Linked DNA regions of Mus musculus: region 1 is linked to region 2. Evidence: chromatin loops called from intact Hi-C (ENCODE). Cell type or tissue: heart. All regions are shown on one strand. Links, peaks and the distances in the headings refer to the core of each region. The heading gives the core; the rest is flanking DNA. Region 1 has its middle 29 kb from the start of Hlf. Region 2 has its middle 40 kb from the start of Gm11494.

Region 1 (16,099 bases), core at 5,409-13,408, 230 kb before region 2:
ATTCAAATCCTGTAGCTACCCATGGGGGCCTATGGTGTCATGACCCATTTGGCATATATATATATATATATATATATATATATATATATATATATATATATATATATATGACATAGAGGTATAAGGGGCACCATTTGGAGATGGAAAGGTACTATTGAGAGGCGACAGGAGAGAAAGAGAAGGCATGGAGATGCAGGTAGAAACACAATACAATTACATAGATCAGAAAATGCTACCAGAAGCTCATTATTACCCTGTAAGCTAAGAAAAAAAGAATACTGACAATAAGAATATTAAAAAGATAATATAGCATGTTTCTTCTCATGCATGGAAACAAATTTTATATATTTATATTAAGTATTTATGTATATATTTATATTTGAATTTCAAAGTGTAGGGATACCTGATAAGTTCACCTCAACTTCTAACTAGAAAGAGTGGAATTTAGCTCCAAATGGCCATCTGGAATGTCTATTTGAAGACTATCCCTAAGTATTCTCAGTCCCCCTTCAGAGCTACTGAGGACCTCCCCAGCCCCACCTCCTGAAGTGCCTTCTACCTGGCCTCAGCTCAGAGCCGGCCGTGGTGGAAGCACCAGTGGATGGCTCTTCACAAGTATCTCCGGCATGGTCTCTGCTCTCAATCTCATTGCTCATTCTTTGTCATAGTAATAACCATGCAGTTCTTACTCCCCTGCTGGACTGCGAGTTTCTTTCTATCCCACTGTCTGATTCCTCTGTTTCCCCCTTATAGCACTTGGAAATGAATTCCTATCTGAAAAGCTATATGACTTCATAGTTCCAGAGAGGAACCACTTATTTATATTTCTTCTATCTAGGGCACTTCATAAGCAATCTATCCATTTCACTACCTTCTAGCTTTTGGGCTTCCTGGTACTACTGAGCAAATGCTAGATTCTTAGCCAGCACACACCCTTGTTCTTCATGCTCCACTTACACCATCTTGACCTGCAGGCAAGGAGTGGTTCTAAGCCTCACCCATAAACAAAGGATCCTTCCAGCTCTTTCTCTCCCTGCTCAGTTAACCCATCATGTGGCCCTGATCCCTTTGCTTCAAGGGACACTAGAGCTTCTGTAAATGGCCACCATTGCAGTGAGGTGCATGAGCAGAGCAAGAAATGAAGCGACCACAGGTATAAAACCCAGGCTTGGTCTTAGCTTTCTGGGTGTGATATCCTCAAAAACCATTTCTCTCTTTCAGAAATCTTGTCTACAGCGATAATATTTGGGCTTCCCAAGCTATTTCCAGCTTTAGGCCATCATTTACTGAAATCTTGTTTGAAAATGAAGACCAATAAAGTAAGTGAACACCTGCCGCTGTGACTGAGGCTCAGGATGATGTAAACCATGCTGCCTTCCTTTGAAGGCCATTGAACGGAGAGCTTCTATGCAGTTCTAACCAGAGTTCCTGATTTCCCAAGGCAGATACATCAGTGATGTCCCAACAAGGAGCTGTCCCAGGGAAGCAAAGCATCCTGGGAAAAGCCAGAAGTCTACCTAGGGATGAGGTTGTCTTTGTACACAAGAGATCTGCCACACCCAGACATCCTCAGGGCTTTTGGGTTGAGTTGCTGCTTAAGGGCAGGGATTCAGTTTTGTTAATCTCTGCATTCTCGCTTCTCAGCACGGTGGCTAGACCAAAGTTATCGTCTCTCTTATGTAGTTGGTGCCGCTCAGGAGGTATGCGCTGCTCTCCATCCACTTCTATCGAAGCATTAAATTCCACCTGTCTCTGCACCTAAACTAGTGGTGCATGTTTGTACATCATCACTGTGCTGTCTGGCAGCCGGACAGGGCAGTACCCCTTCTCTGCATCACAGGCAGCCGACGTGGTGATGGAGTCATGGCGAGCACTCCGTGGTCCATGGTGAGCACTCAGTGGTCCATGGAGAGCACTCAGTGGTCCATGCTGAGCACTCCGTGGTCCATTGGAGAGCACTCAGTGGTCCATGGTGAGCACTCAGTGGTCCATGGAGAGCACTCCGTGGTCCATGGTGAGCACTCAGTGGTCCATGGAGAGCACTCAGTGGTCCATGGAGAGCACTCAGTGGTCCATGGAGAGCACTCCGTGGTCCATGGAGAGCACTCAGTGGTCCATGGTGAGCACTCAGTGGTCCATGGTGAGCACTCAGTGGTCCATGGTGAGCACTCAGTGGTCCATGGAGAGCACTCAGTGGTCCATGGAGAGCACTCAGTGGTCCATGGTGAGCACTCAGTGGTCCATGGAGAGCACTCAGTGGTCCATGGAGAGCACTCCGTGGTCCATGGAGAGCACTCCGTGGTCCATGGTGAGCACTCCATGGTCCATGGAGAGCACTCAATGACTATGAGTGAATGACTGAGAATGTTCAGGTTCTGGGTGCTGCTGTCTTGGCCAGAGAAATATGAAGCACGTGTCTTTCCCATGGCTTACCAGACAGTCTCCTCCTTTGCCATCTACAACAGCCAGCTGGACTTGGCTGAAACCCTGCCAAGTGCCACTCCAGTCCACCGACGTCTTTGTTCTCCACTGAATTTGCTCTGTCCCTTCTATCAGATAGGAGGAGTGCTTTGAGTGTTTGTTTGTTCTCTTCTATCACAGATTCAAGCTATCATCATTTCTCCCGTCTTTCTCTTTACAAATGACACGAGTCAGAACAGTCAGCTCGGTGGTTAGGAGTCTCTGCTCTTTCCGGGGACCAGGCTTTGGCACTCAGTACCAATATCTGTGGCTCACAAGCATCTGTCACTCCAGTCCCAGGGGACTTAACTCCCTCATACATCCTCCATAGGCACCAGGCATGATTGTAAGGGACATTTACACAGGCAAAACATCCTCACTTATAAATAACATTTTAAAATGAAGATAACAAGACATACTACACGGTAACATCATACCATGACAACACAACAGCAACATAACCTGCCCAGTCCTGGGCTCTCCTCATTTCTAGAAGGGCGGCTCACCTGGTGATAAGGATCTCAGCAGAGGAACTGGCTTCTCAGCAGGCCTCAGAGCTGTGCAAAGGGTTTCCATGGTGATTCCAATGAAGAGCCCATTCCAGTCCCCTTCCAAGATGACATATACACCAGAAGAGGGGACAGTTGGAGTCAGGAAGGGAGCTACCAGAAGGGGACAAAAAAGCTAAGGGAGGGTGGAGTACAAGCAAAGAACAATGACACACAGGCATGGAGATGGCATCCTGACACCTATTAAGTAACAGTATGAAGCGCAGGCAGGCAGCAAAGCAGCAGGAGGTGCAGGCCATGCAGTGCAGAGTTAACCAGAAACATCTGGACCATGGGGGCTCCCTGCTTTGGATTAGCTATGCATTTTTTCACTGGCAAGATGGAAGGAGAGCCCTAGGGATTGGAGCAAAGCCCTGATGAGGGTTAATGTCTTCAAAGCTGAGGCCCCGGCTTTGCTCCTGTGTTCCGTTCCTCCCCATCTCGAACGCTTCTCTTCTTCATGCTCTTATTACAGACTGGAAGCCACCCTGCCCCTCTTTGTGTCTCTGAAGCTGATTGAGGGATCCCGTGGCCTCTACCTTTAAAACCTGCTTAGAGACTGGTCATCCCTCCCTACTACTACCAGTTACCACTCTGTACTAGTTGTTCTGCCTCAGCTCTAATGACGTTCAGGCTGGATAATTCTTTTTAAAGGGAGGCAGCCATACACTGTGAGGCAGCATCTCTCATATGTATCCACTCACGAGGAACACATACCAATCTCTCTGTGGTGGTTTGAATAAAAATGCTCCCCCACCCCCAATAGACTCATATGTTTGAATGCTTGGCCCACTGTGAGTGGCACTACTAGGGGGTGTGGCCTTGTTGGAGGTCATGCATCACCATGGGGACAGGCTTTGAGTTCTCTTATGCTCAAGCTATGGCCAGAGTGGCACAGTCTGCTTCTGCTGCCTGCAGATCAAGATGTAAAACCCTCAACCCCTTTTCCAGCACCCTGTCTGCCCACATGCTGCAATGCTCCCTGCCATCATGATAGCGGATTAAACCTCTGAGAATGTAAGCCAGCCCCAATGTTTTCCTTTATAGAAGTTGTAGTGGTCATGGTGTCTCTTCACAGCAGTAAAACCCCAACTAAAACACCCCTTTCCCCCTAAGTTCTGCAAAACCAAACCATGTCTAGACATTGCCAACTGTTTTGCAAAGGAAAAGAATTGTTTGGTTGATAACCACTGCTCCAGAGTGAGCTCTGCCAGCTTTCCCCAGGATGGCTTCAGCACTCACCTATCTCATCTCCCTTTAACAGCCCCGATCTCCTCTCTCCAGCCTATTCTACTGGCAGAGATGATATAATCTGGATCCTACATCAGGTTAGTCCTTGGCTCACCACCCTCCCAACACCCATCGTCATTGAAACCCTATCCTTCAACAGATTAGCAAGCCCTACCTTATCTGTACCAGCCCCACCGCACATCACCTACTTCATTGCCTCTCTCCTCTGTTCTGTGAGCTGCAAGCGCCATAGCCCTCTCATTTCCTAAAGGCTAAGCACAGTCCTGCTGCAGGACCTCTCTGCTTGCTGATGCTGGGTTCTGTGGAGGATGCGTAGAATAAGGTATGAAGAATGTTTGACACGGTGTTTGTCACACCATACACTCAGAAATGGGAGCTAATGTCTCATTTTGATGTTCAGTTCATGAGACATTTTCCCAAATCACCATTAGTTGCTCAAATATATTTTGGTAAGTGATTCCTGGAAGAGGCTGTGAAATGGCTGTAGAAGAGAGATTCTCAGATGAGTATCAGGGTCAGGTATAGAGACAGCAAGGGAAAAACACATAGAGAATTACCTGTTCTGTCTTTGTCTCTCTGTCTCTCCCTCTCCCTCCCCCCCCCCCACATACACACACACACACACACACACACACACACACACACACACACACTTTTCCATCTGTCCCTTTGATGGAATTCTACATAGCACATCACATTCTGGTATCGTTCTCTGGGGATCACTCCTGAATCAATGTAGATGCAGAAGTCATTATTGTTTCCCTCGAGAGCTTCCAGCTATTTGGGATGAAGGAAGCCTGAGATAACATGCTGTGCATGAATTGACAGAGTAACTAATATCACTATGGACAGTGCAGGACACAAAACTAGCTCCTACAGATTTATTCATGTTCCTAAATGAATACCTTCATTGTTCCCTTAGGTACCAAAGCCAGACTTTAGACAATGCATATCTAAAATCAATACATACCACTTTTTAAGGCTGGTTTGTAAAATAAAGTTAATGTTTTTGCTAATAATAAACCTACATGACTCTAAGTCCTCATTCCTGACAGAGCAACTGCACTCTTCTCTACCCTCTAACAGCCTGTTATCAACTCAGTCTCAGTGGTCATAGGGAAAGTGTTTAGAGGTGTCTAGCCCTATTCTGGCATGTGTTGAGTGAATACAATATGTTGTTGTTATTCCTACCATCAATATGTTTTCTGGGATTTCAACTTGCCATGGAAGTCAGACTTTGTTGAGCTGCCTGTGGCAAAGGACACACAGTTAAAGTTGCTTGCCAGAATCCCGGAGCCTTTTCCTGGCATCAGATACAATTACACTTACGCTCTCTCTTTGACTGAGGCCATGCGAGGAGTTCTAGGCAAAGCATCGTGGAGGCAGCAAAGAGTCATCTCTAAGCTAAAGCAGTTCATTGCTTTTGCTGGTCCTTTGAACTCTATTTTCGCTGTTTCACTAGAACAAAGGATAGCTGAGCCGCCCATCTCAGTCCCCAACCAAGAACAAAGATGAGATGGAGCGTCACCCAGTAATGAACAAGAAATACGTCTTTACTCTTTCAACCACTAGGATGTGTGTTTCTTTGTTACTGGGACTTACCCTGATCTGTCCTGACTTATGCACATCAGTAGCTTGACGTCTGAGAACAATGACAGCATAGCTAATGCATCACCAACGCAGGAAGCCATAGCTTACAGGGAATGCAAAAAGAATTTCCCCATTGGGCAAGAGCTGTCACTACATAAGCATAATCATAAAAACCTAGGTTTGAATCCCGATCACCCACATAAAAAGTCAAGTCTGGGGACTGGAGAGATGGCTCATTGTTTAAGAGCCTGGTTGCTCTTGCAGAGGACCAAGCTTTGATGCCCAGCACCCACATGGCAGCTAGCTATCATCTATAATTCCAGTTCCAGGGAGGTCTGACGCCCTCTTCTGGAGGTCTTTTGAAGTACTCTTTTGAAGGTACTGCATGTACATGGCACACCAACATACACAAAAGCAAAATATCCATACACAAAATTAAAGATAAATCAATCTCAAATTTTTGTTGCTGTTGTTGTTTTTGGTTTTTTGAGACAGGGTTTCTCTGTATAGCCCTGGCTGACCTGGAACTCACTTTGTAGACCAGGCTGGCCTCAAACTCAGAAATCTGCCTGCCTCTGCCTCCCAAGTGCTGGGATTAAAAGTGTGCGCCACCACGCCTGGTCAATCTTAATTTTTTAAAGCCAAGTGTAGCCATAATTCTAACACTTAAGGTATCAATGGTGAGGTGGGGACAGGAGGATCTCTGGGGCTTGCTGGCTGCCAGCCTAGCTCCAGGTTCAGTGAGAGATCTTGCCTCAAGGGGATAAGGCAGAGAGTAATAGAGCAGGACACCCAGTGTTCTCCGGTGACTACTGTGTGGGAGTGCACACTCATGCATATACATACTCATAAACACACACATACACACAGAGAGAGGGAGAGACAGACAGACAGACAGACAGAGGTTGTGGTTTATTTGGGCTTGAAGGAACACAGTCCATCATGAAAGGAAAATAGTGGTGGCAAGAGCATGGGGTGGCCAGTCACACAGTGTCCCCAGCCAGGAAACAAAGATGAATGCGGACATTCAGATCACTACCTCTCCCTCTCCCTGTCTCTCTCTCCACCTCCTACCCCACTTCCCTCTCCCTGTCCTCCTTCCCTTCTCCCTTTCCTCTTCCCCCTCCCCTCCCCCTTCCTCCCCTCCCCTCCCTCCCTTGTCCCTTTCTCCTCTACCCCCTCCCCTTTCCCCTTTCTATTCAGTCTAGAATTCCAGCCTATGGAACAATACAGAAAACATTGGTGGTGATGGGAGGGGTGTGTCTCATCTCCTCAATAAAACTTCTCTGGAAACACCCTTGAAGACACACCCATAGGTGTATCTCCTAGGTGATTCCAAATCCAGTTAGATGATAACGAAGATGGACTATCAAAACCACTTTCTCTGCAAGGCTTGATCTTGGTGAGAGACCAATTGCTGGAGAATCCCGTCCCAGACTCACAAATCCTTACACACACATGCCTGATTATCAAACGGACAGCTTTCCAGATCATCCACATAAATCCACATGTGTGTTGACAGCTCAGAAAGCAAGGCTTGCAATAGAGAATAACACCATGGATAAGAAAGACTTTTGAAAGAAAGAAAAGAAAAAACATACAAAGAAAAGGGGCTGAGTCTCTAGCCGTCGGGTCACACTTAGGATGCCCTCAGTGTACTATGGTCTTGGAGTTGCCTTCAGGACCCACACCCACTGACTGTCTTCTTCAGCCAGTCTCTGCCTGTGCTCTGAACATATGCCACACGGCAGTCGCTTCTACAGTGGCTCTTAGCCGCTTGCTGTCTACAATCCTTTACTGTTTGCCAAGAGCTATCTACTTGACTGTACTCCCTTTGAGTTTGGGGACTTGGTCATGGATGTCTTTTGGGCTTCTTGTTTGTCTCCTTGTTTGTTTTGTCCCGATCTTTTATTTTCCAAAAGTGTTTGTCCTTCTACATATAGTAGGTACTGGCTGCTTACTGTACGGGTAGATCAAGGAAACCGCATCTCTACCGTGGTGTCTGCAGACTTCCTTTTTTTAGAATTCTGTCAAATCAGCAATGCTGATTTCTCCTGTCTGTGGTGGTGCTTTCAGTAGCAGAGGAGTTCTTCTGTTCTGATGCTAAACTGGAGAAGCGTACAGCAAATACGCTGGCTGCCAATGTGCAGAAGGACACACGTTGTCCTTCAGTTCATCCCACCGCTCCTGGAATAGCAGTAGTAGTGTGAGGGACACAGCGGCCGTCTGCCCACCTCTCCTATCTTTGGTCTGTCTTCTCTCCGTCTCCCAAAGTTCAGGGGCTAGTACATTAATCCAAATGAATCAGAACAGGTCCTACTCATGTGTCCTGCGGAGGGTTCAGACGTGCACATTAGCCATAGCTCAAGCCAATGAGTACGGGGAAGGCTTGATGCCTCTGGAAAGAAACAGTGCAGAAAATGTGTCATGGCTGGAGCCGCTGAAAGCTCTGGCTGATGGGTAACAGGAACCCTAACTACCCTGCACTGCTTTGCTGATAACTCAAACTACCCAGGATGGCTGTTTTACTATGTGTTTTAGTTCTGCAGCTTCCTCATCAGAGGTCTTGCTTGGTCTATTTTCTGTTCTTTGCAGACAACCCCAGCCAGTACAGAGTAACCACAAAACTTAAAATCCTCTTTACTAACGACTCAGCAGAGTCATTGGGAGAGTGAATGCTAATAGCAGGTGGGAAACAGCTTTATTATGCAAATATATATCTCTGGGAATCCCTGGGTAATGCCCCTCCCCACAACCCCACCCCATAGGCCCAACTTGGGAGGCTCTCAAAGGTGTTGAGACACTCAGGTAGTTTAACTCAGGAGCTCAAAACTTCGCGTGCAGATTATCAGAATGCTTTATAGCCATTCAGACCCGAGCTGAGAGGAGCTGGCAATGAAGCAGATATTGTTAAGGAGATGAAAATGGTTCACATAAAACCCCAAAACTGCGCACCCAATACAGTTAAACTGTTCAGGTTCTTTAAATGCTAAAAGCAAGCTAGTCCTATAAGGTACAAAATTTAAGTTACTCCAGCACTGGTAGTCACTAAACCTCTGTTCTCAGCCTCCCAAATCTTTTCTCTACCTTTCTAGAGTTAGTGGGTTCTGGGAGGGGTGTTGAGGAGTTCATGTGGGTGTAATCTTTCATACAAGTGCTAACATTTTATACACTGTTTATAGTTGTTGGGTTTTTTTTTTTTAGTCGCATAATGAAAAAACAACGGTCGCTTAATGGAGCCAGGAGTGGTGGTCTATAATCTGAGCACTCAGGAGGTTGAGGCAGAATTGCCACTAATTTGAGGCCATGTGTTGTGCTACAGTGTCAAACTGCTGCCCGCCTACTCCCTAAAAAGGATTAAAAGCACATAAATATATCTTGAGGATTTTCCTGCCTGGATGTCTACAGAGCTATTTCCCAGTTATTGCTCTTTCCAAGTGTGGTCCAACCATCTTCCTCGTTTCCATGAACTGAGCTCGTTGATGTGACGCTGTCTCAGGCATTTAGGTTATTTTACCCCCTTGCCTTGGCTGCGGCGTTATGATGCTTCTAGGGGGGCCTCAATTCCCAGGATAAATTCCGAGTTACAGATTTCCAAGGGCTGTTGAAACTCCTAAAAGTCCTTGAAGTCTGAAGAGCTGAATCTGACGCTGCAAACTTCAGATCCACGTTGACCAAAGCAGCACCCGCGCACCCCGCGATCTGCACCCGCTCCTCCTGCAGTGCAGCCCCTGGGCTGTGCAGCCCTGTCCCGGACGCCCGGGCACGTGCGATTCCACGTGAGCCTCCCGCCCGGAGCGCAGGAGCCCAGTACGCATGCGCCTCCCGCCACTGAAAGTAGGTCAGGCTCCTCCTCTCACGTGACCCGCTCCCCTTAGCTACCCTCGGCGCCTCCCCGCCTGGGCGCAGCCGAGATGCGCTCGGCAGTCAACGTGATGGGGCCGGGAGCGGGCGGGCGCGGGCAGGGGCGGGCCAGCCGCGGGAGGATTTGTAGGTTATCCTCCCTTCAGAGCTCTTGATCGGGAGTCGGGCGGGCAGAAGCGAACGCCGGGCGATGTGACTAGGAGCAGAGCTTGAAATTGGAGTGGGGAGGAAAGTGGCCTGGGAACGCATGTCACAGGCAGGCTGACTCCACTGGTCTCCATCTACAACACCGTTTGCAAGGAAAGAGCAAACCTGGGTCACCCTGAAGTGAAAACAGTTTCAAGGACCCTTTTGCAATCCTTTGCCCCAGTACCTGAGGGCAACTCCTATGTTCGGGTAAACAAAGTTTGAAAGAAAATACAAAGGAGGTTAATGGAATTTTGCAGGAATGTCTCACAGTCCCCCTTTCTAATCTTCCACCCACTAACCTCAGAAAACTCCCATTCCAAAGCACACTTTCCCCTTTCTATAGGAGGTTGTGGAAGAAGTGGGGTGATGGGCAGAAAGGGTTGTGACAGGGGTGGATATGGGCTGTGAACCCAGTTCTTAGACAGCTGAAGCCAAATGGTACGCATTCGAAGTAATTGCTTCCTGTGCCCCCTCTCTGATTTATTATTATTATTTTATGTTTTACGTATTCACTTTGCATCCTGCTCACTGCTCTCCTCCCAGTCAACCCCCTCCTCCCTCGCCTTCTCCCTCTGACTTTGAACTTGTTGCATGCTACCTCTGTCTCAATGAGTGCGATCCAGAAGAGAGACTGACAGGCCAAATCAATGGGTTACCATGCAGCAGGCTATATAAATCTCTTGACTGAGGTGTGCCCAGGAGTTATGTAAGTAGGGGAAGAGGGGCGTCCAAGTGCAGGGGTGGGTACCCTGAGTTCTGAAGGCTTAAGTGGGAGTGAGCTGGCAGAGACGCTAGGCAGAGGGGGTGGGAAAGTGTTCCAAACAAAGAGAACTACTAATGGTTGCATAATATTTCCCTGGGGAGTTTTTACTAGAATTGTCTTAGCCATGCGCATGGCTGAAATGTATATTCTTTTTGTGATTGTGATTCTAAGCTGGCTATAAAAGAATGTCCGTGGCCATGGTGTTTCTCTCCTTGGTCTTAGGAAACTCCTGTGAGTCAGATTGCCATGAAAAATACATGCAACTTTCTTGTGACCTTTTCAGAACTGAGGATGGAACCTGGTACTTATACTAAGTAAACAAGGAGTAGACCATTAAGCTACCTCCTCGGCCCTATGTATAGCCCTGGCTGTCCTGGAACTCACTTTGTAGACCAGGCTGGCCTTGAATTCAGAAATCTGCCTGCCTCTGCCTCCCAAGTGCTGGGACTAAAGGCGTGCGCCACCACCGCCCGGCTATTTTTTTTTTTTGATAGATACTATCAAATATTTTCTTAAGTAGTACCAAAATAGCAAATATTGAGTATTACTGTTAACTCTTACACATTAGCATTAAATTATTGTAAGATATAAGATAGCATTCAAGTGGTAACTTGCCAGTTATTTATTAAAAATCCACTAGAGCTAGTGAGGTTTATAAGAATGCCATAAATCACAATGCAGGCATTTCTAAGTTCTGTGAGCTACCGCAAGGCTAATCAGGCTTAAGTTTGGAAAATGAAAAAAATGTCTGATCAGTTCATTTAATCCATACTGGGAATTATGACTGGGGGGCTGGAAAGGGGGTGCAAGTAGAATGAACTCCTTGTTGTGAATCAAGAATAACAGAGATGACAGATTCCCCCCAAGTCACAACAAGTGACAAGATGTGTTAGCGCTCTATTGCTGTGACAAATTTTTGCAGAGAATCAACTTAAAAGGAAAAATTTCTATTTGTGGCTTGCCATCTCCAAAGTTTCAGATGCATGGTCACTTGGACTTGCTGGCATGTGGCAAGAGAGTACCTTAAGCCAGGCAGTGGTAGCACACGCCTTTAATCCCAGCACTCGGGAAGCAGAGGCAGGCGAATTTCTGAGTTCGAGGTCAGCCTGGTCTACAGAGTGAGTTCCAGGACAGCCAGGGTTACATAGAGAATCCCTGTCCCAGAAAACAAAAGCAAACAAACAAAAAATAGTACCTTAAGGTTAGGGGTGCCCGAGGGGGATACTGTTCTCCTCACACAGCTGGTTAGGGTTAGGACCTAAGTTTGGAAAGCAAAAGGAAGAAATACGATTTCCCAGAGCCCTTCAAGGACACACAACCAAGACCTGACTCCTTTCTAGTCCATGGTAATAGCACCTCAGGCTGTCAATCAAACCTTTAGCACAGGAACACTCAGAGAACACTCCAGATTTGTTTTAACTTTTCACTACAAATGTTAGGGATGCTACAGTGGACCCCGAGGCATCTAGGCAATGTACTAGAAGAAGGCTGGGCAGGCATCTGATAATCTCCAAACCCAGGCATGCCTGCCATGTCCCTGGACAAAGAGAAAATATTATGGCATTCAAAGAACATTTGGAGCACACACCTTTAGTCCCAGTAGAGGAGGCAGAGGCAAGCTGATCTTGACGAGTTCAAAGACAACCTGATCTACAGAGTGGATTCTGGGACAGCCAGTGCTACATAGAGACCTTTGTGACAGAAGATAACAATGCCACTGAAGGAGCCACATGCCGTTGAATGTGTGATTTCTGCCTGCAACATCCTGCACTATTAAGGAAAATGGGAGTAGCTTCAGGCTGTGGTCCACATTATGGACATTTTCCTAACGTCAGTTCTACATCTTGTTTATCCATCCATCCTGTGCTTTCAGAGTGGGTAGGGAGATCTACCTCCCCTCAGACTCAGGGGTTGCCGTGGACAACCTGAGTCAGTATGGCAGGGTAGTGCCTATCACTCTATTTCTTTCTAGGTTTTTTTTTCTTTAATTATTTTTATTTTTTATTGTCATAAAAATAAAATCGACCCTTGACATAAAATTCATCAGTTATAGGAAATGTTAAGTTTTACAGTGCATTCCCCATTGCATAGGGTTCTAAGACAGCTCTCTGGAGATTACCTATCTCATTTACCTAAAACTCCATGTTCATTGGTTACCAGCTCCGGTCAGATTCTATACCGTTGTAGATGCTTTGTAGATGTGGAGCCGGGAAGTTGGCGCCTTTCTGAGAGTAACTCATTTCATTGAGTGTGACGTCCTCAACTCATCTGTGTCCTCTCACATGGAAGATTTTCCTTCTTGTTACATGTTACTGAGTTATCCTACCAGATGCTCAGACCACATCTTTCCTATCCCTTTATCTGTCGGTGGACCATTAAGTTGTCTCCACAGTTCCCATCTCTCCTCACACATCATTGTTCTCCATATGAGGATTTGGAAGGAATGCAGCAACAGCTCTTAGAAAAGGCTGGCTTGACGCATACAGTAGTGTCCAGTGAATTTCTGCTCATGTTGCTGCTGCTTCGTTTACAATGGCTGGCTAAGGCAGCAACGTTCCGGGGCTTCCTTTAGCCCTGTACTTTGTCTGTGACTGAGGCCAGCCAAAGAAGCATGGATAGTCCTTTATGCCATTTTCCTGCTCTGGTGGGGAGGACAGCCCAGCCACTGACCTAATAAGCAGGGGTGGAGAAGGCCACTCCTCCATCAGACTACACTCACAGATGGTTGAGTCAAACACATACTATTTATTGTTTCCATCTGTAGGATATTTTTGTTGTTGTTATTTATTACCCACAAAGTCACCCTGATGCCGTGCCCTGGTCTACATGTCAACTGAATAATAATACTGGCTTTTTCTTTCTGAGCATGAACATGATAAAGTTTCCCTCCATGCAGATGAAGGCTATGTACAGCGTACCCATATTTTCCTGGGGGCAGTTAGAACAAAGTGCTCTGAAGCCATTGAAACTCTCCAGATTCATGGGTTTCCTCCTTCCTCAACCACAGATGAGCAGCAAGGACTTCTGAGAGACTCTCCCAGAGCAGCCAAGCTGTAAGGAGGAACTACCTAGAAGAAAGAGAGATCAATTAGCCAAGCCTCCTGGAAAAGGCTCAGACCAATTGAGCTGTCAGGAAAGGCACTCCCCAACCTGTTGACCTGCCTGCAGGTTGCCTAGCTTTCATGAAGTATCACCATGTTGGGGTGGGCCTTAGTAATCCAGCTGTCTTCTAGTCATTTCTGTAAGTAACCCTCATACATACTCCTGTATGTAACCCCCATAGAACACACTGGCTCATCAAAATGGCCATTCATATTGTCCTTAAATTGGTCTACTATTAATTCCCTGTCTGGGGCTCAGTAAATATTCCCATGTCTCCCTGGGAATATGGTCACGCAATGTTGTAAGACTTGACCATATAAGTTGAACAACACAGTTCAGCTTATAACATCTAGCAAGATATTAAGAATATAAGATGTGCTGTTTGTTGTCAGACACAGACCGTATCTTAACTACCTTCTCTACCTTCTGTTAGGGTTTGGAGACAGAAGAGAGAGTGAACTTAGAAAGGCCTCATCTGAGAATAGATCCAGAAAAAAAAACCAAACAGCACGTGAAGTTTTGGCCAGCCTACAAACACTAAATGTTTTCTCAAAGAGCAATTCCTGTTGGGTGTCAGGAGAGCAAATGGAAAGGACACCCCAGTGTCTTACTCCTCGATTGCTGCTCTATGGATGCCATAGAACTTGTGATTCCATTTTGTCCTTTCTGACTTAACACTTCTTGGCCAGACTGCTGGTATTTTATTGAGCAGTGGGCTCTCCGTTCTGAGCGTGGCTAAACAGTTATTTGTGTGCGGCTTCTAAGTTCGGTAAGGTAGCATACTCAAAAGGACTAAGAGCTTGGCTTACATTTTGAGATTGGCTGTTGAATTGAGTAAGTTGTAAGGATGACCTGTGTGACACAGACATCACTTCCATTCAATCTCTCTTCACAGGAAATGAAGCCATAGGTATTCATGGTCTCCAATGTTGACCCATTCGTCATAGTATTGAATAAAAAGAAAGCATTTTGTTTTCTCTGTTGAGCTTTGTTAATAAGTGCCTCTTGTATTATTTCCCAAACCCTCTCCCAGCATGCAAGTGGCCAAGAAGCACTCCCACCACCACCATGTCCCATATTCATGCAGACTGTGTGTGTCTCCGAGAATGAAATGGTCCAAACCTCTTATCTTTGTGGATCTGATGGTGTAGCTGTGGAATCTTCTTTCTCCTACCCTTTCTATACCACTCTTTCAACTTCTGTCTTAGTTAGGGTTTTACTGCTGTGAACAGACACCATGACCAAGGCAAGTCTTATAAAAACAACATTTAATTGGGGCTAGCTTACAGGTTCAGAGGTTCAGTCCATTATCATCAAGGTGGGAGCATGGCAGCATCCAGGCTGTCATGGCACAGGCAGAGCTGAGAGTTCTACGTCTTCATCCAAAGACTGCTAGTGGAAGACTGACTTCCAGGCAACTGGAATGAGAGTCTTAAACCCATACCCACAGTGACACACCTATTCCAACCAGGTCACACCTATTCCATCAAGGCCACACCTCCAGATGGTGCTACTCCCTGGTCCAAGAATATACAAACCATCACATTCCACTCCCTGGTCCCCATAGACTTGTTCAAAAACATGAGTCTATAGGGGCCATACTTAAACATAGCACAATGCAAGTGCATTTAGCCCAACTTTCAAAGTCCTCATAACAATGTTAAAAGTCCAAAGTTCAAGGTCTCTTCTGAGATTCATGCAACTAATTGACTGTAATCCCCAAAGCAAGGCAGGGAACCAACTGGGCAAACTCCAAACTTTGCACCTCCATGGATGATGTCAAAGCAGTCTTCAGATCTACACTCCTTTTTTATCTCTGTTGACTGCAACAAACTGCTTTCTCTTGGGCTGGTTCCACTCCCTGTTAGCAGCTTTCCTCAGCATGTACCCGATGGCTCTGTCATCTTTAACATCTTTGAATCTTCAAGGCAATTTTAATGTTGCAGCTTCATGTTTCAGTGTTTGGGATTCCACTTGATCTTTTGGACTCCTCCTAAGGGCTGAATTCACTTCTCCAGCTCTGCCCTCTGTAGCACTCTAAGCTCAGGTTGATCCACTCCACTATGGCTACTGTTCTTGGTGATCATCCAATACACTGGGGTGTTCCACTCCAATTAGGCTTCATCAATAGCCTCTCATGGGCTCTCATCATGGTGCCAAGCCTCAAATCCTTTGCAGGACCACTTCAGTCCTGGGCCATCAACTACAGCTGAGGCTATACCTTCTATACCTTCTCCAATGGCCTTCCATGACTTCTCACAGTGCCAAGCCTCAGCTGTTCTTCATTACACCTTCATGCCTTCAAAACCAGTAACACCTGGGTGATTCTTAC
Region 2 (16,099 bases), core at 4,006-12,005:
GATATCTTCTAGGATTTGAAATGCAAGCACGAACAGGTGAAGAGACAGAGGGATAGGAAGAGCACACTCAGCACTTGAGAGATGGAGGCAGGCAGATCTCTGAGTTCGAGGTCAGCCTGGTCTACAGAATGAGTTCCAGGACAGCCAGGCTACACAGAGAAACTCTGTCTTCATAAAACAAAATAAACCAAACAACCTCAAAAAGAAAGATTATGAGGTAGATAAAGGAGATGACGGCAGAACCATAGATCCACCCCCCAGGCCAAAGACTCCTGGAAGAATAACAGTTCTTCCTTGGCTCCTTCCTTCCTGAAGGCTGTGGTTTGAGCCTGGGGGCTGCATGGGGAGGCGCCCAAGTTCATGTGTCGGAAATTTATCTCTGAATTTTTATGTTAATGGTATGTGAAGGTGCCACCTTTGGGTAGCTACTTAGGCTTAACTGAGAGTGGGACATTTTACCAAGGAGCTACTGGCATCATGACGGAAACATGGCCATCACATAGCACGGATACTTGGAGGTAGGGTGTTTCGCTTGTTTGTTTGTTTTTGTTTCGTATCTTGCATACGGATATTCACAGTGGGTTTTGGTCACTGTGACTTCTGAACATGCTGATCATTTGCAGAAGCTGCTCAGGTCAGTGCTCTTAGCACTCTAAAAGTCCAAGGGTTGTGATGACCAAATAAAGTTAGCTTGCCTTTAAAAAAGAAAAAAAAAAGAAAAAGAAAAGAGAGACCCGAGCTAGCAGTCTTGTATGGGCCACATCCTCTGCCATGCTGTGATGTCACAGCACGACTGGGACCAGACGCCAGCACCACAAGGATTCTTGCACTTTGCAATCTGCAGGATCATGAGTCAAGGGACCTACCTTCTTTATAATCACGTGATCTACAGTACTGACTTGTAGCCACACCATACAGACCAGCAAGTCGGCAAGAGGCTTAGAGATAGAAAAACATCTTTAAATCCTGAAATTGGTTTCTGTTTAGAGAACACAAATTGAATATACTACAAATCATCTTACCTGGGAGTTGGGGGCTTGAATAGTACAATACCACCCATTGCAATCTTAGCTTGCCTACAGCTAATTTTCTGGTTTCCTTGTTTCCCCTTGTCTTCTGTTTTTGTTTTCTTTCATGGTGGTAGTTATTATTACTATTGTTATTATTATTATTACTATTATAGTTTTATTTTTCTTATATTATACTTTTCTCCATTTCTGTTAGTTTTCTTGAGTTCCAGGACAGTCAGGGCTACACAGAGAAACCTGTCTTGAAAAACCAAAAAAAAAAAAAAAATCCATCATTTATTTATGTGTGTGCGCACATGCTCACGTGCGTACTTGTGCATGTGTGTGTGTGTGTGTGTGTGTGTGTGTGTGTGTGTGTGGGCATGTGTGAGTGTGCACACTCAGAAGCTCTCTGAAGTTAGAACAGACTGTTAGATCCTCTGGGGCTGAGGTCAAAGACATTTGTAAGCCAGCCAACATGAGAGTTTGGCACTGAACTTTGGTTCCAAGAAGAACCTTAAAGCCCTCAGCTGTCTTTCTAGCATCTACCTTTTCCTTACAGAATTGCTTCAATTATGGGATTGAAACATAACTGCAAGGATTTCATGTGACTACTTTTGAGTGAATCCTTACTTCATATTCTTAATTAAGAACATATTATTGACACTTTTATTAGATGAGTTGAACATTTATGTCTCTCAAAAGCTAAACTAATTAATATTGTTTAACTAATATCACTAACATTAATTTTTGTCTGCTCCCTAACTTTTTCTCCAGTGATATATTTTGCATTCACTGACTTAGGGTGAAGAAAGAAGGACATTAGTATGGAAAGAGAAATTTCTAGAAGCAGTGTGCTAATTTTCTATGTTATCCTGTCATACCTTACATTTTCAGGAGTGGAGATTGTTATTTGACCATGCATTAAAAAATTCTGCAGATTTTCAACATTATTTTCAAAACATGTATGTAAAGAACCATTCTGCCTTCATAATTGTTATAGCTACTTATAAAGACAAAACTGTAAAGACAAAACATGACTCAGGTTAGAAGCCAGCTGGGCAGACTGGGCCAGGCTCTCCTTTTCCCTTTTCTCTCGCAGAAACTATAATTCAATTTCACTTTTTTTTCACAGTTTTAAAAGACTTCAAACTTTCATAGTCCATGGAGTCTATCATTTTTTTGCTTCTAAGCTTGTTTTTGACACTCCTTATATGCAAAATTCTATCTCCTGTATTCCCGACAAGCTTTCATCCACTAGGAAAATAGCCATTTATCTTACAAGGTGAATCACCTTCTCTTTGATGGCGGAGTAGATGAGGTTAGCCAATCAGCACTGAGCAAATGCATCTGCATTTCTGCAACCTGTAGGGACCCTGGCAGAGCACCCACAATGCTCTCTGAACTTCACTGTTTGGGTCTTCTTCCGCCCATTAGATAGCAAAGGTCGGAGGGTAGGAGACTCATGGCACACTTTGAATTCCACACAGAGAGATGCACATGGGAAGAAAAGCTCAGCAAGTCGCCAAGCAGAGCTGTAAGGGAGAGGAGTCATGGTACTTGAATGTACGATGGAGATAATGACGTAAGTTTGTAGAAACAGGTGAATGAATGAGCAGGAGAAAAAACTTTATTAGTCAACAACAACAAACCAAGGAGCAAGAACATAGTGGGCACACTTTTGGGGGATTAAAATAAGAAGTTTTGCGATCTCAGAATTTTTTCAATGAATCTGCAATGTTTATATTATATCAAGCCAGTGTTTAAGGCTAGTGGTAAAACTTCTTGTGTCTGTGCATGTATTTATGCATGTGTGGATATGTACGCATGCGTATGAACATGGATGTGGAGGTGAAAGGTTGGATAGCTGCTTTTATTAGTCTCCACTTTATTGTCTGAGACAGGGTCTCTCACTGAGCCTGACCCTGGAGCTCCCTGAGTCCTGCTAGAGCAGGTGATCACGTCCCAGGGGTCCTCCTGTCTTTGGGGTTCCAGGCCCATGGTACCACACCCATCTTTCACATCAGTGCTTGGGATGGGAACACAGGTCCCCTGCTCTTGTAGGCAGTGCTTTTCTGAATGAGCTCTTTCCAGTCACAAGAGACGAAACTTTCTGACGAGAAAGTACACATATAAACTGGGCTGATGTTCATCGCAGCAGGACTAAGTGTTAAACGTTACCTCAAATACTTTTAGAGAACGGATTCATCAGAAACTGAAATTTTCAGTTGACCTCATCACTAGACCTGAGGTATGAAGAGGTAGGTCAATCTGGCCTTGGCCGCACAGCTTGTATTGGAAGAGAAATGGAATGTGATGGGCCGTCACACACAGAGACATAATACCCTGAAGTCTGTGTGCGTAGGCGTGATTCCTTAAAAATAACGACGTTGTATAGACTTGAATTAGTTTCATTATGTATTATACACACACCTTATCCACCCTACGTGTCTTTTAAACCTTATTCAACGTCCACCCCTCGGAGCTTGAAGGTCCTAGTAACCAGCCTCACTCTGAAACATGAGTGCTGAGATCTCGCATTTGGAGAACAAGTGTTGCGTGCTGAGCCTTTAGAGTGTCTTACCTTAAACAGTTGTTTTATTCACAAGGAGAGTGACCAGAGCGCAGATAGTAAGACAGAGCCTCTGTTTCCTCAGCCAATCAGGATGTCCATGTATTTGGAGAGCACAGGAGCCACAGTGGGGACAGTTGTTTTCTGCTGCATTTGTTGGTCTCTACCCAGTGTCCGTTCCCCAGTCTCACACCACCGTGCTTTTCTTCCCTAACGGAGCAGGATCCTTCAAGTGAAGGCTGGGTCCCCTTGCCCAGTGGGATGCATGAGCACTGTGCTGAGTTACCACCACTCGGATGGAAGGCTGGGCATTCAGTGTGCTCTCCGGCGCATACTCCTTACTGGGATCCTTGCCCCGGCAGTCATACAGCACACAGGAGACGAGGAACACCAAGAGCAAGATGACGTAGCTTGCGACCAGGATGATGAGGTTCAAGGTGACAGGGTCGATCTCCAGGTAGAACTCCATCCCCTCTCCCACAGTGGGGAAGCGTGTCTAGAGAAAGGCATTTGGGGTCAGTTTGGACATCGCAGGGAGTAAACACAAGGGCTACATTGACTCTGGAATAAAAATACAGTAATCTCCACTGCTCCGGGAAACCTCGGGGATTAGAGCTGCTCAGTTTAATAACTTAAGCTCTTTCGGTTAATACCTTAGCCACTGACACTGGAGAGAGGAGTGTGGGAGGGAGATGGAGAGGGAATGAGGAGAGAGAGAGAGAGAGAGAGAGAGAGAGAGAGAGAGAGAGAGAGAGAGAGAGAGAAAGAGAGAGAGAGAGAGAGAGAGATAGATTTGAGCAAAAGTGTTGCTAATGAGGGCATAGCCACTAACCTGGATTGTCAGAAAGCCATGACATGTGTCCCATTGCTGGCCTTTACCTCATGAAAGCTTAATGTGAGTTATGGAGTGATATGGGGTGCCACGCCTTGGGGATTTGCATCAGCATTGTTTTCTTGTTTGTTTTATTTTTGTTTTTGTTTTTGCTTTTGTTTTTGTTTTTCAATCAGGAGTTAAGTAACAGTGCCCAGTAGGTAGATTTGCTGTGGTGGTTTGAATAAGAATGGTCCCCACAGAGGCCTGTGTTTGAATAATTGGTCTTCTTTTGGTAGAACTGCTTGGGAAGGACTGGAGGTGTGTGGCCTTGTATGAAGAGGTGAATCACTGGGAGTGGGTTTTAAAGTTTCAAAAGAGTCAAGACATTCCAAGTGTGCCTCTGTCCACCTTATTTATTTATTTATTTATTTATTTATTTATTTATTTATTTATTTATCCACCTCTTGCTTGTGGCTCAGGATGTGACTTTTAAGTGTCCCAGATGCCATAGCAATTCCTGATGCTGGTGCATCGCCATCACGGATTCTGATCCCTGGAAAACGTTAGCTCAATTAAATATTGTGTTTTATAATCTGCCTTGGTCATAGCGTTTGTCAGAGCAATGGGAAGATAATTTAGATATCACCATCCTTCATATTTTTTTTCTTTTCACTTGTCAGTCTAAATATCCTTCTGAAACAGCTCCTAGGTTTCCTGATCTTCATGAATGGAATTGTTTCATAGTTCTGGAGAGAGAACAGATATTAAACAGTTCATTGCACAAAGCATCATTTAAGGGTAATGGGGTGGGCTGGAGTCATGGCTCCACAGTTAGGGCACTTGTTGCTCTTGAAGAAGAACTGAGTTCAGTTCCCAACACCCATGCTGAGTGACTCACAACTGCCTGTAATTGAAGCTCAGGGAGATGTAGTGCCTCTGGCTTTGAGGGCACGTGTACTTGTGTGTACGTTTTCACACACAGGCATACACATGTATATATAATTAAAAATAAGGCTTAAAATGTAAAAGATAGAGGTTAGGAATACATTTATATATGGACTAGAATAAGTTATTCCTTTATTTATAAATTTTCCTACCTCACTTGAAGTCCTGTCCCATAATTACCCGGCTTCTCTTCCTTATGACTGACACAGATGCTCAAGCCTCTTCCTAGAAAGCTCCGTTGTTGTCATTTTGAAATTATTTGTATTGGGTCCCTGTCACAGCAAATCTTCATTATTAACTTGCCTGGATTTAGAATCACCTAGTTGATTAGTGGAGCTCATCTAGGGGTGTGTCTGTCTATAAGAGCATTTCTAGAGAAGATCAACCCAGGAGGGAGACTTACATTAAATATGGGTGGTGCCACCCAACAGGCTAGTAGTCTGGACAGAGAAAAGGAGAGAAGAGCGCAAGGTTAGTATTTCACCGTTCTCTGCTTCCTGGACCATGGCATGGCCTTCTCTGCTCTACTACACCTTCCTTGCCGTGATGCACTGTTCCCTCCCAATCCACCACCCGAAAGGAGTCCTTCCTGAAGCTGCTTCTGCAAGGCATTTGGATACTATGATAAAAAGCTAATTAAGAACTTCCCACAATTTATTTCCTTTCCTTGGTTTTAGTATGTGTATTTTTGGTCATACAGGACATCAATGGCCATTTCCCTAATGATAATGGCAGTCTCTTGATGCGCCTAGTTAAAGGCTGATGCATCCAGAGGTTGAGGTTGGCAGGTTTTTTTTTTTTTTTTGTTTCATTTTTGATTTAGCATTATTAAGCTCTAGTGAGCAACTTCTTGCAGCACCCATTTGTGAAGAACTTCCACAGGAACCCGAGGATTCAGCAATGCTTTAGAGGAGTGGTTCTCTGGTCCCATATCAGATATCCCGCATATCAGATATTTACATTGTAATTCATAACAGTAGCAAGATTATATTTATGAGGTAGCAACATAAATAATCTTATGGTTGGGGGTCACCATATTATGAGGAATTGTATTAAGGGGTGATACCATTAGGAAGGGTGAGAACCACTGCTTAATCTTTAGGAGATCTTTTTCCAAATAAAATATTCTATGGCTTAGTGGTTCTGGACTCAGAATGAGTGTTCCTCATAGGTTGTACATATGGGGCCATCCTTCTTGGACTCCATTGAGCTTCTTATTAGTGCAATGCCTGTATCATACCCAGGCTGACCTGGCGAAGATCTTTGAGACTTGAATCTTGGAGTCTGCATTAATAGGACTCTTCATGGATAATTTTGCTATGTAAGTATACGGAGTCTTCAGCATAAACTATGAAAGCAAAGTCTATGGCCATATTGCTTTGAACGTGCCCAGTCTCTTTCTAGTCTTGGAAGCCAAGCAGGGTTGGGTCTGGTTAGTATTCGGTCGGAAGAATAAGAAAGCAGAATGTTTGAATGGGCCTTGAATATCAGCCAAGAGATAACCCAGGATGTGTTCAATACATAGTCCAACAACTGCTCGATAGATTTGGAGAATTAATTTGGTCAAGAGGAAATCCTTTTCTTGGCAACACTTCCTGTTTACCAAGCTCCTAGGAGACAGGTGTTATAAATAGAGTGTCAATCTATTGAGCTCCTGTGTCTCACTGTGGGAGAACCATGCCTTGCTTTCCTCTTGAAGGCAGATCTATAGAAAAATCCATTTGCAATCAGGAAATTTCTTCTTGAGCACAGGACCCCAGTAAGTGGAATTGTCTTGAGTCTGCCAATCACAGGCTGGGGCCAGGCTTAAAAGGCTGCAGTCTACACCACACCCTCACCTTCTTTGCTCTCACTGAACTCTAGTATCTTAACTTTTGTAGTTACCTTGCACCTCCGAGGCCCTGGCATCACCATGGAATAATACGGGACATTTTGGCACCTTTAACCAGATACATAAATAAGTGTGAAAACTGAGTGTGAATGAAGACTCCTAGTACTATGGTCCATATTAATTAAAGTGGCTACTTTGCTCTTGTAAGTTGGGGTTGCCCTATAGGTTCCAGGTTCCTTTAGTGATAACCTCGATTCATGATGGTAAATCTGGCCTGGCTTCCCTTCACTCATCAATGTAATTGTGACGACTTTTCTCTTGGTGTCCTATTAATATTTGGATTAAGATTATTGATTACCTCTCTTGGCCTCAGGTTTTTAGCACCATCAGCACAGACATTTGTTCCTGTTGTTATTGTTGTGTGATTGCTCTGTCTCTGCTTAAACTTCATTTTCTGACCAGCTTTTCCCTCGTAGGTCTGCTTCTTGTAATGTCCAAGGTGAAATGAAGATGAAGCCTATCTCTTTTATTTAATCAATACTAAGATGCCTGCTTTCTCCTTCTTCTCCTTCCTCTTCCTCTTCCTCTTTCTTCTTCTTCTTCTTCTTCTTCTTCTTCTTCTTCTTCTTCTTCTTCTTCTTCTTCTCCTTCTTCTCCTTCTCCTTCTTCTCCTTCTTCTCCTTCTTCTCCTTCTTCTCCTTCTTCTCCTTCTTCTCCTTCTTCTCCTTCTTCTCCTTCTTCTCCTTCTTCTCCTTCTTCTCCTTCTTCTCCTTCTTCTCCTTCTTCTCCTTCTTCTCCTTCTTCTCCTTCTTCTCCTTCTTCTCCTTCTTCTCCTTCTTCTCCTTCTTCTCCTTCTTCTCCTTCTTCTCCTTCTTCTCCTTCTTCTCCTCCTTCTCCTCCTTCTCCTCCTTCTCCTTCTCCTTCTCCTTCTCCTTCTCCTTCTCCTTCTCCTTCTCCTTCTCCTTCTTCTTCTTCTTCTTCTTCTTCTTCTTCTTCTTCTTCTTCTTCTTCTTCACATTGTGGTCACCTTGTCCTTTGGGCTTGTCTTCTTTCATTGTATGAAGCCTTTTCCTTTTGTGCCATCTAGTGGTGACTGAATAAAGAAAAACAACTTGGCAATAGGTCAAGGATGGTGGCTGGCAGAAAAGGGGACTGTAAATACTAGTAACAAGCTGCTGCATTTCCAAACAACCCCTCAGGGTGGTCAGGATGTACGAGTTCCTTCATTCGCTGTGAACATTAACTGCACACTTACCATGCTGGCAGATGCTGGGGAGCTTTGCATTTGATTTGTGTGACTGTGGCACACATGCGGTGTTGCAGAGCTTGGGGGAAGGGTGAACCTCGGTCCCACCATTTGAGACTTATTCCCTGAATTTAGGAAAACTGAAGCTTAGAGAAGGGGTGGCACTTTATTTCCCAATTCTCTTCTCTGTCTCCTCTTCCTTCCTCCTCTTCCTCCTCCCCCACTCCTTTCTCTTCCCTTGTCTCTCCCTACTGCCTAAAATAGGGATCAAATATCTCTATAGATACTCTATACTCGGGAGGGAGACATTTATAACCCATAAGAGAGGTACCCCATCAGTTCTCACTTGTATTCACATATATTTGTACTAGAGTCCATTTTGACTGTGTACCAAGAACATTTCTTGAGAAATATGCACTCTACAATGTTGCAACACTATTGCATTTCAAGGTAACCAGAGTCTGATGTTTAAAATACCAAAATAATCTTTTGTATTTTAAATGTTGGATGGGAACTTATTCCTGGTATTAAGTACAGAGTTCCCTATGTCCTAAAAGTCCAAGGTTAATTTTTTAAAATGTCAGAGGCAAAAATATCATAAACCTACAAAAATTATGGGAGATTTCATTATTTTTTTAGTTGAAGATTGTGGCGGTTTGAATAGGAATGACCCACATAGACTCACCTGTTTGAATGCTTGTCCCATAAGAAATGGTGCTGTTAGGAAGAGTGACCTTGTTGGAGTAGGTGTGGCTTTGTTGGAATAGGTGTGGCCTTGCTGGAGGAAGTCTGTCACCATGGGGGTGAGCTTTGAGGTCTCAGCCAGTTCATTTCCTGCTGCCTTCAGATCAAAATGTAGAACTCTCAGCTCCTTCTCCAGCACCATGTCTGCTGGCATGCCACCATGTTTTCCGCCTTGACAATAGTGGACTGAACCTCTGAAACTTTAAGACAGTCCCAATTAAATGTTGTCCTTTATAAGAGTTGCCATGGTCGTGGTGTCTCTTCACTACAATAGAAACATAAGTCAGACAAGGACATTTAGGTTCAACAAAGTAATGTTTTCAGGCCAAACAGTAAATGACAGAAGGAAGACTAGAAGAGTTCTTTGCTTTCCTTTCTTTTTTTCCCTTTTTTTGGATGTGCTGGTGTTTGAACCCACGGCCTTGTGCATACTAGGCAAATACTCTACCTCTGAGCTACATCCTCTACCATAAGGTGAGATTATATATATATATATATATATATATATATATATATATATATATATGTGTGTGTGTGTGTGTGTGTGTGTGTGTTATTCTTTATTATATCATAATATAGAATATTTTTAAAATAATATTTTATTAATTCTTTGAGAATTTCATAAATGTATTTTGATCACATCTACCACTCTCTCAACTCCTCCCAAATCAGCCCCAACCAACTTTGTGTTTTTCTCTCCCTCTCTCTCTCCTCCCCTCCTCCCCTCCCTCTTTGTCTCATCAAGTCCCTTTGTGTTTCACAACTACTCTTGAGCATGGGGCCTGCTCTGGAGTGTGGCTGACACACCACGTGCCCCATCATTAAAGAAAACTGACTCTCCATATTAAGTTTTTGTGAATTGTTTGAGAATTGTATTCATGGGTGAACCTTTAGGATGATATTCAATTGCCTCTTGTCCCTAGTTCCTTCCAGACCCATCTTCCACCCATCAATATCTTTTAACTTCATATCCTCATCAAAAGAATAACACGTAAGTCTAACTTGTGCTGCCCACATGTTTGTGGGTGTGGGGCCATCCCCTGGAGGGTGCTGGGTGGACCACGTGCCACGCCCTTCTCAAGGAAGGACTCTGTGACTCTTAGTCTAGAGCTTTTTGTGCTGATGTTTCTAACTTGAGTGGAAAATCAAAGGTTACACTCTGCAGAGCAGTGGTTCTCAGCCTTCCTGATGCTGTGGCCCTTTCATACAGTTCTTCATGTTGTGGTGACTCCCAGCCGTGACATTATTTTCATTGCTACTTCATAACTGTAATATTGCTAGTGATGAATCATAAGGCAAACATATTATTCAGTGGTCTTAGGCGAACCCTGTGCAAGGGTCACTTGCCCCCCTCAAAAGGGACTCTACCTACAGATTAAGGACCTCTGCAGTAGCAACTAGTGCAATAGTGGCAGTGCCAAACAATGTCACTAATCTGCATTCTCAAACGATATCACTGAAGACAACTTCCAGCTCTTCCAGCTCTTTATCCCTGTAAATGCCCATGTGGCCCTCTGGCAGCCTCTGGAGAAATACTGTTACATTTTACCACTGAACCATTTCACAGTCCTCTCACTGCCCTGGGTGGAACGGTATCCCCTTCCCAAATTCACACCTATCTGGAACCTCAGAATATCGCCTCATTTGGAAACAAGGTATGCTGAGTTGAGGTACTTCTAGATAAGACTGCCTGAATCTGACACTGGTACCCTTAGTAGCATAGTGGAAGGACAAAGAGACACTGGGAGACAGAAATGCCATGCAGAGATGGAGGCAGAGATGGGAGTGCATAATTCATGGAACATGTAGGATTGCCAGCCATTACTAAAACTGGAAGAGACAGGAGACAGAGCTTCCCCCTGAACCTCCAGAAAGAAGCAGCCTCTTGACTTCAGACATCCGGTCCACAACTGAGGGGTTGAAATTTCTGCTTTAAACCATCTTTTGTGTGTGTGTGTGTGTGTGAGTTTCCTTTTAAAAAAGTAACACCCCCAGAGAATGAACAGACTATGTGTTTACTCTCTAGGTGATATCAGATGTGGCTCAAAGAGAATCGTGGTTTACAAGATTTTTCAGGGTCCTCCTAGCTTTACTTGGAGACTTGCTCCTCCTGGTGCTCTGCTGGGCTCCTGGCTCCCTGTTCTCAGGTATGGCTGCAGAACAAAGCAAGAGAGATGAAAGAAAATGCTCGTATGTGGAATTTACTTCCATAAAAGATAGAGACCTTCTGTTTAAAATAGCTACTCCCTGGCAGCGTTCATGTAGCCTTTTATAACTTTATGGTGAAATTCCTCAGAAGACACAGAAAAAAATACCCAGGCCTATAAAAATGATGGTGAACAACATTGTAGGGGGAAGTATTTTTTAAAGAGGCTAGGGTCATGCCTCTCTTCTCTCCTTCTCAAGAATTATTGCAGTTCACTTTCTTTCCCTTTCTCATCCAGGATTTCTAAAGGTGGTGACTCTTAGGAGATACTCAGCTTTGAAGAGCCAAATCCATCATTCTTGAATTCCTTTGCACATTTCAGACATCTATACCAACATCCAAGAATTAGGAACTACAGGCAGAGCAGGGGCTCCTTTAAAAAATTCAGTGTTGTGCAGCAAGAGACTAAGAACGCTAAGCCCTCAAATACAAGACAAGAAGACTGAAGGATTAAGTATCTTTCCTACTTGTAAGGCAAGGAGACTTTAAAGGGGGTCCCAAAAGGTGACACACATTCAGATGTTAACCTGTGCCCCACCCCAATCCATCATATATCCAGAGAAAGTCTAGAATCACGCAAGAGAGCATTCGAATACAGAAAAGGCTAGGCTTTGGTCCATGTAATGGAAGGCTGGCAGGTTTATGAAGATGCTCCTCCTTCCTTTACCCCATTCCCACCCTGCATGTGACACAGAGCAGCAATGTTTTGAATAGTTAAGTGCAGTCACTGAGAGAGGGGCGAATGGAAGATACTGGTGACACTTACAATGGAATATATGTCCAGACAATATAAGGGTCATAGCCAAGAGTTTTCGAGACTCCATGATGAGACTGGGTTGGCAAAGTTGAGAGATAGGATAGAAAAGGATATGTAATTATGCCAATACACAATTATTAATCTATAGGAGTCTCATAGAGTGGGCTGTAGTATGGCTCAGTGGTTAAGGGTACCATCTGCTTTCATAAGAGGACCAGGACTAAAGTCTCAGCACCCACATGGTGGTTTATAACTATCTATAGCTCCAAGCCCAAGAGATGAGACACCCTCATATAGTGGCGCGTAGACAAGTTGGGAGTGGGAGTGGGAAAGGGATCAGATGTATCAAGAGATCGTCTTAGGATGAGTTAAGTTTGAGATGCCGAGGAGACATCTAGGTATTGAGCATGGATCCTAAGGGAAGCTCGATGCTGTAAACCCAGACTTCAGAGTCAACAACATGCAACACTCTGCACATCACAGAACTGGATGAGAAGTCTTGAAGGAAGCTAAGAGAAGCCTCATTTGGAGGCCCAAGAGAGGAGAAGAATCAGTAAACAATGAGGAAGAGGAGAGACCGGTGGGGTAAGAGGAATCCCAGAACACAGCACCACGAAAATTAAGGGAGAATAGACTCTAATTAATAAAGGTATGGAACCAGTCGGTTACAATTCACTAAAGGATAGGCTGGTGAGATGGCACAGTGTGTAAAAGTATTTGTCAGCAGGCACAATCTGAGTTTAATTTCGAGGACCCTCAGGGTAGAAGGAGAGAACTAACATGCATGAGTTGTCGTATGACCTTTATGGGCTGTGCCCCAACACAAGATAAATGTAATTTAAAATGCAAATGACGCTAAGTGGTTGGGTAATGAGACTAGAGAGTTGGTAATTTTACAGTCTTCATAAAAACTGAAGAGTATTCCAGAGGAAGGATGGGGTGAGAGTGGAAATTCTCCAAAATAAGTTGACAAAGAAACTTAAAGCAGACAGTTGAGGCAGTGAGTGTAGATTATGGATGCCTGGAGGGTTTTAGCTGTGAAGGATTTCAGAACACGGGATTCTGTTTGGTTCAAAGATGAACTACAGAGAGGCATGCATGTGGGTCCATGGGAACATTCCAATATAAAAGGACAAAGGGAAGCCCATAGTAGCAACATCTTTGGGCAAAGATGAGATTCAGAATCAATGTGGAACGATGGACCCCATTCAGGAGTGGGGCCACACTTCTATAGTGTGCTGGCTGCATGTCAGCTTGACAGAAGCTAGAGTCATCAGAGAGGAGGAGAGCTGAACTGAGAAGATCAGGCTGTATGGCATTTTCTTAATTGGTGATCAGTGGCATTCAACAGAAGTCAGCCATCCAGTTCTGCTGCGCCTCTGAGAATTTATCAAGATGTCTTAGCTCAAAGCAGGCAGATGGTTTGTTAGGCAGATTAGAGGTCTCATCAGGTGAGCAGAACAATGTGTGTGTGGGGGGGGAGGGGGTGGCGGGGGGGGCATCCATAGAAAGTGTTGGGATGTGAATAGTTCTGACAGTAGATCAAAGCCTCCAAGCTGGGTGGGTGGGGAGGGTGTGTGTGTGTGTGTGTGTGTGTGTGTGTGTGTGTGCATGTGGCTGGGAAGTGTGATAAACGGTGGGGCTAATGCAATGATGGTCCCTGTGTGGCCAGGAGAGAGTTACGAGAAGGAGTGACAGTCAGTGTCTTGAGAGGACCAGAGGTTGGTAGCTGGAACCAGGCAGTGCTGGAATAGAGAGCTTGGAGTTCTTGGTAGTGACAAGGCTGAGAGCATGGGGAAGGTGCATGGCTATGGTGGGACAAAGGACGCCTCTTTGGAGCTGAGCTAGTTAGTGGTTTGTATGACGAAGTTTCAAATTTCCAAGTGGGTTGAAGAAGTAAGAATGTAGAGAACCAACTGAGCTGAGTGCTAACATATTTCATCAGGGATGGAGGGTGGCTAAGGGCAGTAAGAGGCACTTCGCAGATAGCTGTGGCCATGTGTCTGTTAGTAGCATACTATCTCAGGATCTGATGGAGAAAAGAGAAACTGTTGAAAAGCGATAGTTGGGATGACGCATTTGTCTGCTGAATGAGTGAGCTATGGCGTGTGTGGACCTGCCAGCTTCGTGTAGCATGAGTGGACATGTCAGCTTCCTGCGACTGCTGTAACATGTTAGCACAAGCTTTGCTGTTAGAACTCAGACATGCTCTCACAGTACTAGATGTCTTTTTTGTTTGTTTGTTTGTTTTGTTTGTTTGTTTGTTTGTTTTGAGACAGGGTTTCTCTGTGTAGCCCTGGCTGTCCTGGAACTCACTCTGTAGACCAGGCTGGCCTTGAACTCAGAAATTCTCCTGCCTTTGCCTCCCAAGTGCTGGGATTAAAGGCGTGCACCACCATATCAGGCAGTACTAGATGTCTGAAGTTCAAAATTAATACCACTGGCCACCAGTCAAGGTATTGGCAAGTTTGTGCTTGAGTTAGCACTCTGGAAGAGGGTCCTTTCCATTTCCCTCCCTGCCTCCCCACCCTTCCTACCATCCCTCCCTTGATGATGATGATAATGATGATGGTGGTGGTGGTGGTGATGGTATTTTTTAACAGGGTCTTATGTAGCTTAGGCTGGCCTCAGACTCCTGAAGTAGCTGAAGCAGAGGTCTTGTACTGAGTCCTTCTGCTTCCACATCCTAAGCGCTGGGATTGCAGGCTCACCCTCTATCGTGTCTAGCTCTCCTGTTCACGTGGTCTGTGATTTATCACTTTAAGGCCGGCATTCCAAATATAGACTCCATTTTCTCATTGTCTTGTTTTCTGTGTGTAAAGTCTGCACGTGTTGGCAGTTTTAGCTCACCCAGATGGTCCAGTGCAATCTCCCCATCTCAAGAGCCTGGGTTTAACAGTGTCTGCATGGGCAACATGCATGGGTTCCAGGCATTAGAATGTGGCTATCTTCTGGGAGGGAGATTTTCAGTCTACTATATAAAGAAAAGTAGAAGTGTGAGCTTCCGTTTTCTATGATTTGGATGGAATCAATGTCCACAGGACGGTCAGTTTTCCATAAAAATGCTAATGCTAATAAGAATAAATGGTAGTAGTAATGTTTATCATGTAAGCATTTTATTTATTTGTTTGTAGAATGCCTGTAGGGGCACACATGCCACAGGACCTGTGTGGAAGTCATGGGACAACATCTGGGAGTTGGTTCTCTTCTCCTAGCACGTGTGACTCAAGCTCTAGTAGTCAGCCTTGGTGGCAGGTGCTGTTACTCTTGAATGCACCCCAATAAAAGTTAAACTTGATTTTTAAAAGTCTTAGAATTCATAAACCAAAATCAAAGAAGCAGAGAGCTAGGCTGTGGGCTCCATCTAAAATAAGAAACATGGAAATGGAACCAATTTCTCCTACCGTCGAATCTGAGAGAGCCTGGTTTTGTATACTGCCTTGGAACGTACTGACAAGAAGCCTTTCCAAAAAACCAAATCAATGAACAATTGAACTATGAAAGCAGCCAGTTTTAGGGACAGCAGGTTATTATCCATCCCTGGGCCTGTTCTTTGCTTCTGCTCTCTTTCTCCTCTCTGGATAGGAATCCTTCACACCCATAATGATGCTCTGTATTTCCTTATCTGAGTCTCGGACCATCTGGAGGCATTCTGTCTTCCTTTTGCCTTTGGACTTTTTATAACCTGTGATTAGGGTATGGATGGTTAGAGACGCCTTCTTTATCCTCATCCCGTTTCCCAAATAGGGTTTATGTAATGCCAATGTTCATTTATTTGGATCTGTAGATTGGACTTGGGAAGACACGCCTGGATTTGCGATGTACGCTTGGCTCTGAGATATGGAGAATGCTCAGATGTAACTGAGATTTTGACAGTGCTAATTGCCAGGATGCCGAAGGCAACCCAGAGGCGGGCACAAATGCCATCTGGAGAAACAGAATCCCAATGGCTCCGCACTCAAAATACCCTAACACTC

Evidence for each region. Hi-C counts contacts between places; a loop is a spot of excess contacts. Peaks named below come from ENCODE experiments on the same cell type or tissue, not always from the same donor. Only the 100,000 strongest peaks of a DNase experiment are listed, where the experiment ranks them.
Region 1: a loop joins it to region 2, with 3 times the contacts of the local background. A loop is called at or near these places in 2 of 42 quality-filtered maps.

The regions. Positions count from the first base shown.
Region 1 is chr11:90,411,724-90,427,822 of GRCm38, reverse strand. No RefSeq gene overlaps it. Among named protein-coding and RNA genes, the nearest start is that of Hlf, 29 kb to the right of the region's middle. In heart, for the core only: no CTCF peak of the experiment used is centred there; DNase peaks (open chromatin) are centred at 9,742 and 10,572; H3K4me3 peaks cover 1,081 bases; H3K27ac peaks cover 1,067 bases; H3K27me3 peaks cover 264 bases.
Region 2 is chr11:90,175,728-90,191,826 of GRCm38, reverse strand. No RefSeq gene overlaps it. Among named protein-coding and RNA genes, the nearest start is that of Gm11494, 40 kb to the right of the region's middle. In heart, for the core only: a CTCF peak has its summit at 8,270 (motif pointing left); no DNase peak of the experiment used is centred there; H3K27me3 peaks cover 147 bases.